Linked DNA regions of Homo sapiens: region 2 is linked to region 1. The links are chromatin loops, found by intact Hi-C in ENCODE. Cell type or tissue: GM12878. All regions are shown on one strand. Links, peaks and the distances in the headings refer to the core of each region. The heading gives the core; the rest is flanking DNA.

Region 1 (5,380 bases), core at 195-5,194:
CTTATTAAGACTCCTAAATTCTAAGAGTGGGTTATGGGGCAGTGAGAGAGAGGTCATAGCATAAAATGCAGAGCTCTTATAAAGAGAACGATAGCTTGAGACTGGGTCTAGAAACCATGCTCATCCATCCAGTCAAAACTCATTTCCAGGATCATTCTCTGTGATTCCAAAACAGCTGCCAGCCTCAAGCGACAGAGGCCTTGGAAAGGACTTCTCCCAGATAAGGACAGGGGGCAATGATTGCGGCATTCACACCAGAAAAGCCAGTGTGGGGGTTGAAGAACCTTGTCTATTCAGGTAGTTCCCTTTGGGAAGGTCAGCTCTATGCTTTATACTCAGCTTGATTTACAGTGATTCTGCCAGTGCTAGATGAGGAGACTCATTGCCCAGGAGCCCTTTGAAACCAGGGTGGCTGGCAAGCAAGTGTGCTCAGCAGGCAGCCTACGGCTGGCAGCTCCTTCCAGGCCTGCCACACCACAAAAAGCCACTCTGCTCAAGGCCACCACCTTCCTGGAACAGCCCCCATGTGGTGACTCAATGATGCAGGGTCTAAGCGCATAGCAAGGTTGGACAGAAGTGCAGGTTGGACAGAAGACTTTCTCCAGAGCTCCCCACCAGGTCGGCCAAGGCTTTCTTGGGCCTGAATCATGGTTCGACCTCTCCTTCTGCTTCCTACCCTTGCCTTCACAGATTTCAATCCCTAATAAATACCTTGTACCCCAAGCAATACATCCTTTGGTGTTATTTTAATGGAAGTCAACATGTTTTAGAGACACATGAGCAGGCTCCGTGAGATCTGAAGTTAGGAGCACACATGGACCTGGCATGGTTCCATGGCAAAGAAGGGTATTAACCTGAAGAAAAATCAAATCTAGACATGAAACACTTGCTCTAAACCAGGGATCCTTGGAAAAAGTGGTTGTGGCAGTGATGCCAAGCTTCTTGGAACCAGCTACCTGGCTTGCAGTATGCTTTGAAGGAAAGTGACTGATTGTCCATGTGAACTAGGAAGCCATAAATTTGGCAACCAAGCATGCGGTCCTATGCAGAGCTAGCAGGGATTTTGACAGGCAAAGCCTCTCAGCAGCACGGGCAAGCACTGTCGTTCTTAGCAGTGACAACATACAGCTACCAGAAGGAGTGGCAGAAGACCAGTAGGGTACTCCATTCGTTCTCTGTCTGGCATTTGTGAGAGAGAGAGCTCCCTCCCCTCCTTCCTTTTGTGGACTGAGTGATTTCCTTGGGGCTTGGATAATTGAGGAGGGGTTGACCTTAAGAAAGTGAGACACTACTTTCTATTAATGTGGGCATGAGGATCTTTGGATAACGAATTAAAAATATAAAAGAGACATGAATGCATTTGCAACCAAAACTGATGGGATGAGTCCTAAAGATGACATTTAGATATTCAAATGGACATCATCACTAATGCCTAATACCAAATTAATATTAATACTACTCTTCATTTCATAAGCGTGGAAGAGAAGTTATTTAATTTTCTTTCAATAGAAGAGGTTCAAAGAATATAGGTTATGAGTATGCAGAGTGGGGAGGTGGGAAGAATGAACTTCTCCAGAAAAGAGAATACTGAAGGAGGGCAGTTCTGGTTTCAGGGGCATGATCCCTTGATGCCCTACTCTTGCCCATGAGTATGTCCAGACAGCAGGTTGACTACAGCAGACACATGTCACCGTTCTCCCTGCAATAACTACAGGGGCTCAGAGATATATGTGGCTTGCTACTCTTGCTCCTAAGTTCACATTAATTAATCTCACAAAGAAGTTTGTGTGTCATTAGCTAGGATCACTGTGCACTGAACTCAACAATATCAAAACCATGGTGACAACTTTTAATATTATCCCACTAAGGCAAGGTCTCAAGAAGTGTGTTTTGCCACAAAACAGGGGATTGGGAGTGTTTCAGGGGAGTGTTTGGGGCTATGGAATGAACACAGAAGTTAAGAGTTTCTGCAGGAGAGTCCAGGCCAAGGCATGTCATCAGGGGACTGAATCAGACCGAGGCCCAAACTGAAACAGTGAACTGATCACAAATAGATAAGTAGAAGGCCCAAGCAAAAGGGACTCAGACAACAGGATTGTTGGGAACCCAGCATGGCTTGAAGAAGGTAAAAAGAGAAAAGGCATAACCTTTCGGCTCTCTGGGGTCGTGGCTGGAGTCCCCACTTTTGTGAGGCAAGTTGCTCTCAACTGTCTGTCCTAATTAGCAGTGTCACATTCAGTTTCGAGATGAGTCACAAGCGATTTCTTGGTAATGATACAGCAGCAAATTTTGCTGATGTTTTCTTTCTTTTTAAATTAGATTCATGCATTAAGACTTCTTTGGTGGTAACTGAGAGTTAGCCACATTGAAATTGTTTCGGTAGGAAGAGGAACGCATTGCAAGTGCTATGTAACTACAAGAGCAGGGACACAGCTCAGTGGGAACCTAGAACCAGGACCCTGACATCCGCAGGGCATGCCCACTCCCCTTTCCAAATCTACTTTTCTCTGCCTGTGGGATTCTTTCCTGCTGCAGGATAGGCTCCTCCACATGGCAGGAGACACAGCTGGAAACAGTTCATGAGCCTCATACCTCACACATTTTGACACTAGAACATCCTGAATCTCTGTTCCAAGTTTCAGTCTGAACATTTCTAACGTTCAGCAGGTGTGTCTTCGGTCGTGCAGCCACCACTGAAACAACCAACCAACTGTGGCCAACCAAATTGTGTCACATTCTTACTCATCTCATTGTAACAGAAATCCATGCCTCCCAGATAAGCCTGTGTCACCCAGACCGGATAGCCAGATGCCATTGCGGAGTGAACATATCCCATATCACATTCCAGTCACACAGCCACGACTCTGGTCCAGTCTTCCACCCTTCTGGATTCTGGTCCAATCTTCAGTGCATCCTGAATTCCTGCCCTAAGTGCTGTTTTGATGCTGTTCTCCTAACTGCCCTTGAAGATATTACTTCTCCAGTTCCTCTCTCACATGGATGCTGTTTTTCTCTCTCACTTCCCCTACAAACACCTGTAGGTTTGAAACTGTACTCGTGGTCCTCCATTGCTGCTTGCAAACCACTTCGTTTTTACTTAAAATCTCCAAGCCTCTGGAATCAGGCCATTAGACCATGTCCACCCCCGTCCCTCTCTCTTCTCTTCACCCATTGACCTACTGATCATTTCCCCTTGTTCTTTAAAGGTTCCAGTACTTGCTTCACTGTGATTCTCTCTATTTCATATTCCATAGCCACGAGGACAATTCATTCAACATCCTGCAGTCTCAGGTTGTAATTTAGGCTAGTGGGGATGGGATGGGGTGCAGAGGACAAAAGAGAAGGGAATTAAAGTTTAAAAAAATGAGGACTCAGCTTGGACTTAAATGATGAATGGTTATTCTATAGGTAAAGCAGGAAAGGACATGCCAGGGAAGAAGAACACGATAGACAAACTCACAGGGACTAGACACAGCCATATCCAGTTGAAACACTGTAAGTCACTTTGGTTGGCCAAGACATAGCAGAAGTAAAAGTACAAGGGGGTGAGAGCAAACAGTAGAGATTCAAATTTCGGAAGGCTTTCTATGCCATATTTAATGAGATTCATCTTTTTCTTGTTTTTGCAATAAAGGGCAGTAGAATAGCTTAGCACATGTGTATGTCTTGATAATGGTACTTTGCACATTATATGATAAGTTACTTCTCAAGCTCTCCCCTTTATCTGTGGATCCATGAGGGTGGAGACTGACTTATACATCTTTATTATCTCCTATATCTAACACAGTGCACATGCAGTAGGCACTCAAATGAAATAGACTTTTGTGAGATGCCTTAAGATCATACTGTTGATAGAATTATTTATAAAGAAAACTATTTAAAAATTTCATTATAAATAATAGCTTATTTTTAAACTAACCCACTCAACTCACAACCCCGGGATAAAGATTGCGTGATTTTGAACATTGTTTAAAATTTCCTGTAAAGAACCATGATGCAGCTGCCCTTTGCCTAGAAGTTTGTGAACAGGGCTAATGCTTTACATGGCTTTATTGGTTTACAGTTTGCAAGGTCCTTTTCTGGTCCATTATTTTATTAAATCTTCTCCATCAAGTTTGAGAGAGGAGAGAGGTGGATCTTATTATCCTTACAGTGAAGAGTGTCAGACACAGACTTAAGCCACTTGGCCAAGGTCATACAAAAAAATAAGTGGTAGAACCTGAACTTAAACTGGGATCCCTGCTCTGAGCACAGTGATCCCTACCTTCTCTGCACACTGCCTCTAGATTACAGTGAGAACATTTGACATTGAAGAGACTGTAGGTAACAAGTGAGGTTTTTATATCCCAGGGCTATAAAGAAAGCCCAAGGTAAAGGCCACTTGTGCTAATAAGTGTGTGAATTGCCTACAAAAACTGGCTACACTTTTCCTTTTTTACTGCTTTGTGCTATTGGTCAGGCCCTTATGTCTAGTCTGAATCTTAGTCTTTTAAGAGAAATCTACAGAAATGTGAAAGGGACTCAGCCTATTATATCTGATCTATGAAAGAATATTATAGGGAGGGTTATATTCACCATCTCCACCGAGGTCATAGCCTCACAGGAAATTAGCGTGTTGCAGCAACGCAAATATAGGCTAGACCACAGAAAAAGCTTCCTGATTGTGAGCACGGTGAGATGCAGGGAATGTGTTTTCAAAGCAGGATATGAAATCTCTATCATTACAGATTTTAAGAATAGGAGAAATTCTGTTCAGAGTAAATTAAAAGCCTGGATGCTGAAGGATGTATAAAATTGTTTTGCTTCCATCTCATCCAGGGTGAGCTGTGCCATTGGGAACTTTGAGCCTTACCCTGTCCTCATTCTTTTCATTCATCTACCCTTCCCACCTGCATTGCTTGTTTGCTTACTACAAGTTAATTTGTTTAACTCTCATTATTTTTTTAAAATGTAAAATGCCTTCTAGTTTTCCATTCTTGGAGAAAATCTGCTGTCTGGAAGGTACCACCTTCTGGTGATACCAAGATGAAAACAGAAAACAAGAAGAAATTAAGCCATCTGTCTCTTTCCTTTCTTGGTTCCTCACCAAACCCTTAACCATGTTAGAAACACCACATGACACTTTTCTAAAAGGTATTAGTTATTTTTTATGCTCTTTACCAATTGCTTTAGTTTTCCCTCTTCCCCAGGTTTAAGTGATCTTAGATTTTTGTCTTTCTTGTTATTTAAAACATATGTGTCTGTGTGTGTATTTTTGTATTTCTTTAATGAGTTCCATCTTACATAATTATACACTGTTGTTTGGGTTATTTCAAAATCATAAATATCCCTCTTTCTTGCATCCATGCTCCCTTCAGGTGTATAACTCTGAGAGCCCTCT
Region 2 (5,380 bases), core at 121-5,120, 470 kb before region 1:
GTGCTGCTGATGGTGCCACCCGGACGCATGCTAAGTGAGATGGTTATCTCTGGGATGAGGTTGACTTGAGGATCCCCTACTCATTGTCTGTGTCTCTGGCAGAACCACTTTTGACAGTGGGATGGCAGGTCTAGGGGATTTGTCAGAATCATTCATTCCTTCAACCTTTTCTGTCCTCATTCTGGGCAAGCACGTCCCTGATTTCAGGGTGCAAATGAATTCCAGCTCTCCTCTAGCCTAGCGAGAGGAGAATGTGCGAATTTGTTTAGACTATGTCAGCTCTCTAGGGCTCATTTCCTCATCTACAACATGGGCACATTGATTTAGATGACTTCTATGAGTCTTTTCATCTATCAAGTAAATTGGTCTAATAAAAAGACTAAGGTCTTAGAAACAAGCTAATCCCTTGTAGGGAGGATACCATATGTTGACACCCAACTATATCAGAAGGCAGTGTGTTCAATGTGCTATAGGAGACACAAAACATTACAGGCATTCAGAAGAGAGAGATCCCTTCTCACTGGGACGACCAAAAGACAGGACTCCATGGAAGGGTTGCGGGGGCAGTCAGTCGAAGCGTGTCTTGAGGGGTGAATAGTGTTGATTGACAGAGATCGAGATGAGGTATAAGACAGGGTTGACCACAAGTTGGGGAAAGCACTTGGGAAGATGCTGTCCAGAAGTATGGGGAATCTAAATGGTGTGGTGACTTGACTTCCAAAAAAAGAGGCCTTTTCAAAAAGAAGAAGCACATTTCACGGGGCCACACGCTGCCAAGAGATCAAGGAGTTTAGCCATGACATCCTGAGCAAGCAGCTCTCCAGATGCATAGCAGGCCTCTGGTTCCCCGAGGACTCTGCCCACTCCACCAGTGGCCACTGGAAAGCACCCCACAGGGCTCTCTGCGGTGGGAGTTGTGTCACTGGTCCTTGAGCCTGGCAGTGTCTATAAATCCCATGTATTTTTCTGTGGACAACAAATGCTGCCTTTTCTGATATTCAGAAGTGAGATAAATGGCAGGCCTGTTACATTGCTCAGACATTTTGGACTTTCTTTCTCTCTCTTTTACATGTCCCATTTTTTCACTGGGCCTAATTCTTGACAATGGTTCTGATTCTCATTCGTCTGCTCCTGAATCATAGTCTTCCTTTTGCCCTTTGTAAATTATCTCTGTTATCCTATCTAAACACTTCTTACTCTCTAAAATGAGCCACAGCCTAGGGAGTATTTCTCAAGGAGAGAGGGTAGCTTCTTGTATTTATTAAGCTACAGCCCAGTAAAATACACTGATTTGGAGTTAGACGACTAAATTTGAAACCAAGGTCTTCCACATTCCACTATGGGAACTTTGTCAGCTGCTCCTCTTCTTCCTCCTCCCCTTCTCCTCTTCCTCCTCCTCTTTCTTCTTCTTCTTTCCTCCTCCTTCTCCTCCGCCTTCTTCTTCTTCCCATTTAAGGCTTGGTTCACTCATCTGTCAAATGGGACATGGTTCTGCTAGACAGGGTAGCTGGGTGAGAATTACATTACATGATAAAGTATAATTTATTCCGCAAATCTAACATTTTGATATCAATTATGGTTATTGTAACCGTGCAAAGAGAGAGAATCTTTCTCATTCTCAAAAGTTTATCAACCATTTCATGAACAAAGTAATGCGTGTGAATTACAATTGTGTGCACATAGTGCATCACTCCTCTCAGCTGTGTGTAATTTCCTTTGTTGTCAGGAAGCCCTGGCTGATTTCTAATTTAAAAGTAAGGCATGCAGTGCTTTGCCCCCTACTTTTCTCTGTGTATTTTCTACTAGATGTGGGGTGCCCCCAGTGCCTCTAATGAGCATTTGACTGCATTGTCGGCATGGTGCGGGATGGCCACATGCTGCCCTCTTGTTAACAGACTTGAGGGTGGAGGAAATTTAAAGACGCTGCTGCCTCCAAGCTCATCAGGTTCTCCTGTCAAGGAGCAGGTGACACTGTGGACTGGGCAAGAGGGGTAGCCATAGCTTTGACCTTGCCCAGGCCAGCCCGGCATCCCCAAAGAGCCAGAGCTCCTCCTGACAAGAATCCACTGTGAAGCGGGGCATCTCATTGCAGAAGGCCCCACAGCAGGGCCACCTCAGCATTTCAGCTTCCAGACAGAAAACTCTTCTCCTGCAGCCTGCTGTTCTTCCCTGGGAACAGCCTTGGCATACCCTTTCTCTCCCTTACAGCAGAGCTCTGAGTGTCACTTATGGAGCTAAGAAGTCACTTTGGACTTTGAGCTCTTGTTGGGGGATTCTACCTTGTCTGGAAGGGCAGAAGGAGGCAGAAAAACCAAGAACTTTATAGGAGAACAGCATATTCAGCCCGAATGTAGGATGTGGACATTGTGGTCTGGATTATTGGTAGGGTTGGGTATTAGGGCTAGAATTTTAAAAATGTGCACTAGTGTATCAATTATTTTGGGTGCTCAATTGTTTAGGTGAAGTCCCTTTGAAATTGCAGCATTGCTGGCCTAAAATATATTTGAAAGTGAGAATGTAGGAGGAGCAGAGGGGGAGCCAGAAGCCCACTCATGCAAATACAGGTATATAAATGAGTCAGTTTCCTCCTTCGTAAAGAAGAAAATGATTCGGAGTTGCTTTGTTGGCAGGTTAGCTAATGAGGGGGTGTTGTGTTAATTAACGTTGCAAAGAATAGTGAAAGCATTAAACTTTAGAAGTACCCTAGTGCTTCTAGGAGTATTATTCTTGGTGCATTAACAGGCTGGGTCTGCCAATGTCTATGAGAGTGAGGGAATAAACGAAAGCTGGAGCAGAAGGCAGAAGACGTGTGGACACAGCAGCACCAGCTCGGGGCTGAGTGAAGGAATCTCAAAGTACCATCTTCAGAGCTTTAAAATATCTTTCTCCCAAGGAAATGGAAATGGAATACTTTGGATGTTTTTGGTTGCAAGTAATCAAGCCCCTTACAGCAGATGCTTAAAAAGTGAGGGCATCAAGGAAGCCTGGAGGTGGGGTGTGTCCATGCTCAGCAATGGCCTCCAGGACCCAGGACCTCAGAGTTGGTCTCCATCATGCTCGGCATGTGAGATCTGCGTGTCATGAGTGAAAGGTGGCCACCTTTCTTCATCTCTCACACCATCACCTAACCATGATCAAAGATAGTAATCAAGTGGGCCTGGAAGAGGGCGCATGTTTCTTTTTGATGAGGAGGAATATCTAGTCCTTCTACTGTGTAAAGTGACCTGCATAGCTGCAAAAGAGAGAGAAAGGTGAATATCTGGCATTTTTAGCTTCTTTTGTGGGAGGCAGGCTTTGCCAGTAGGAAAGAAGGAAGGAGAGGGAAAGGCATTTTATATAGAAGTCAGCACCGAACACCTCTGTGAACAATGGACTTCTGGATAACAATCTGGTGTTTGTTGGGAAATACTCTGTGAGCACTGGGGGCAATTGTGCGGCTTCTCTTCAACCGCCAGCCACATGCTTGCCTAATTAGGAGACACGAGCCAGTTACTCTGCTGTCCCCACCTCTCCATGTGTTCAGGCTTGGTCTATAAAGTATTGGCCTAAAGGCACTTTCACCCATACATGGGTCATCCCCACCAACAGATTCACCCTGGATGTGCATATGGGATCCGCACTGTGGCCCTTCCACATAAGAAAGTAAGGGAGTGAAGACTTGGGAAGATTTATGAGCTCTGCAAAACTGGATGTGGTAAACTATGTGTATGGCAGCTCTGAAAAGCAGTACTGAGCCTCTGCTTGGGGCCTGACAGACATGGAGGCAGTTCTATTGAAACCCCAGGCAAAGGGCCTAATGAGAAATCAGTCAGATGTGCCGTGACACTGCCTAACCCACAGGCTTCCATCTGCTTGCACCCTTCGCTTCCAAACAGAGCACCAGTTGTGTTTGTTCAGTGACCAACTGGCTGTCCATCGCCTCACCTCCTCCAGATTGCAAACCACCAGCAGCAGCCCGGGCTCCTCCCTATCAAACCAGAGCAGCCCAGGGAGGTTGTTCATCCTCCTCCCTCTTTCCTGATGCATTTTTCATCATTAAAGGGAAAATGTCATTTTGGTGACAGATACTAGTATGATTGGTGTCAGGAATGAATCTTCCTTTCTCTGTCAGCCTTGCTTCACACAATCCTAAGACAATGTTCTGTTGAAAGGCCACTTCCATTTCCAACGCCAGCAGTGTGGGAGAAGAGCAGGCTTTGCTGTGACGGATGGGTCTGCCAAGGCTGGCGCTGTGCCAAGGGGTGTAACTGAAGCTCGACCCTTGCACACCGGGCAAGCCTGAAGAAGCTTCTGGGAAGCTCAAGTCTTATTTCTGGAGGGATTCTGCTGAGAACATATCTTAAAAAGAGAAAACCTGCAGCTCTATTCGGTGATTAGGTTTTAAGAGGTGGAAGAGTTGCCATCATCACTGATATATAGAGTCCCATAAATCCAAACCCGTGTATTGGAAAGCTGATCTGGAAATGAAGATTTTTATTTTCTGGCAGCAGAAATGTAGGTCAGCCTCTCTAGATCTTTTCCAGGTGCAGGCCTGGACCTGGCATGGGCTGGAAGTAACCATACATTTCACCCATACAGTGTGCCTCATCTGACACTCTGCATACCACAACCTGTTAGGACTCATTTACAGCTTCGTTTTCTCATGCATGAAATAAAGGTAATAGTACCTAGACTACCTTTCTCAATCACTGAGAGGTCATTTTATTTCAATGGATATTTGTTGAACTCACACTCAGGGTCATATACTTTGCTCAGTGTTGGGCAGGTACAAAAATGAACAAGAAATGGCAACTGCCTTCAGAGAGCTTACAACCTAGTTGGTAAGATCAGACAAATCTACAGTCCATTACAATGTAGATACACATACACACATTTACAGAGTTCTAGATTGTGAAATATATATATATATTATTTCACATTATATATGTGAAATATACATATATATGTGTGTGTGTGTATATATATACATTTCCTTTAAAATAATTGATTTCAACTAATAGAAAAGAGAGGCATGGGAAGCATTGGTTAAACTAATGTTTCATGGAGGAAGTAGAATCTGAACTGGTTCTTGAAACCTGAATAGGATTTAGAAAGCTGTGGATGGTAGGAGGGCATCTTGGCAGAGCAAAAGTCTGAGCATCTACACAGTTTGTGATATGCAGGGCAACTTTCCAAGAAGAACGTCTAGTCCAGGTTGATTGGGTCCTAGGATGTTACATGAGTGCAAAAATGAGGCCACAACAAAGACTAACACTATTTAATTAACTTGGGATACTTCTTGATTGTCAGTCTTAAGAGTTGGGTCTTTATGTCATAGGCAGGGGGAGCCACTGAAACTTCCTACATAAGTAAAGGACATCATCTGATCCCTGCCTGAGAA

What was found. Peaks named below come from ENCODE experiments on the same cell type or tissue, not always from the same donor. Only the 100,000 strongest peaks of a DNase experiment are listed, where the experiment ranks them.
Region 2: a loop joins it to region 1, with 3.0 times the contacts of the local background. A loop is called at or near these places in 1 of 110 quality-filtered maps.

The regions. Positions count from the first base shown.
Region 1 is chr11:132,355,692-132,361,071 of GRCh38, forward strand. No RefSeq gene overlaps it. Among named protein-coding and RNA genes, the nearest start is that of NTM-IT, 74 kb to the left of the region's middle. RefSeq lists an enhancer at 2,363-2,452. In GM12878, for the core only: no CTCF peak of the experiment used is centred there; DNase peaks (open chromatin) are centred at 2,270 and 2,700; H3K4me3 peaks cover 1,574 bases; H3K27ac peaks cover 3,738 bases.
Region 2 is chr11:131,890,747-131,896,126 of GRCh38, forward strand. The region is part of intron 1 of NTM (neurotrimin); the gene reads left to right. The region is part of intron 1 of NTM-AS3 (NTM antisense RNA 3); the gene reads right to left. Among named protein-coding and RNA genes, the nearest start is that of NTM-AS3, 3.9 kb to the right of the region's middle. RefSeq lists an enhancer at 2,180-2,319 and a silencer at 3,718-3,767. In GM12878, for the core only: no CTCF peak of the experiment used is centred there; a DNase peak (open chromatin) is centred at 2,575; H3K27ac peaks cover 1,318 bases.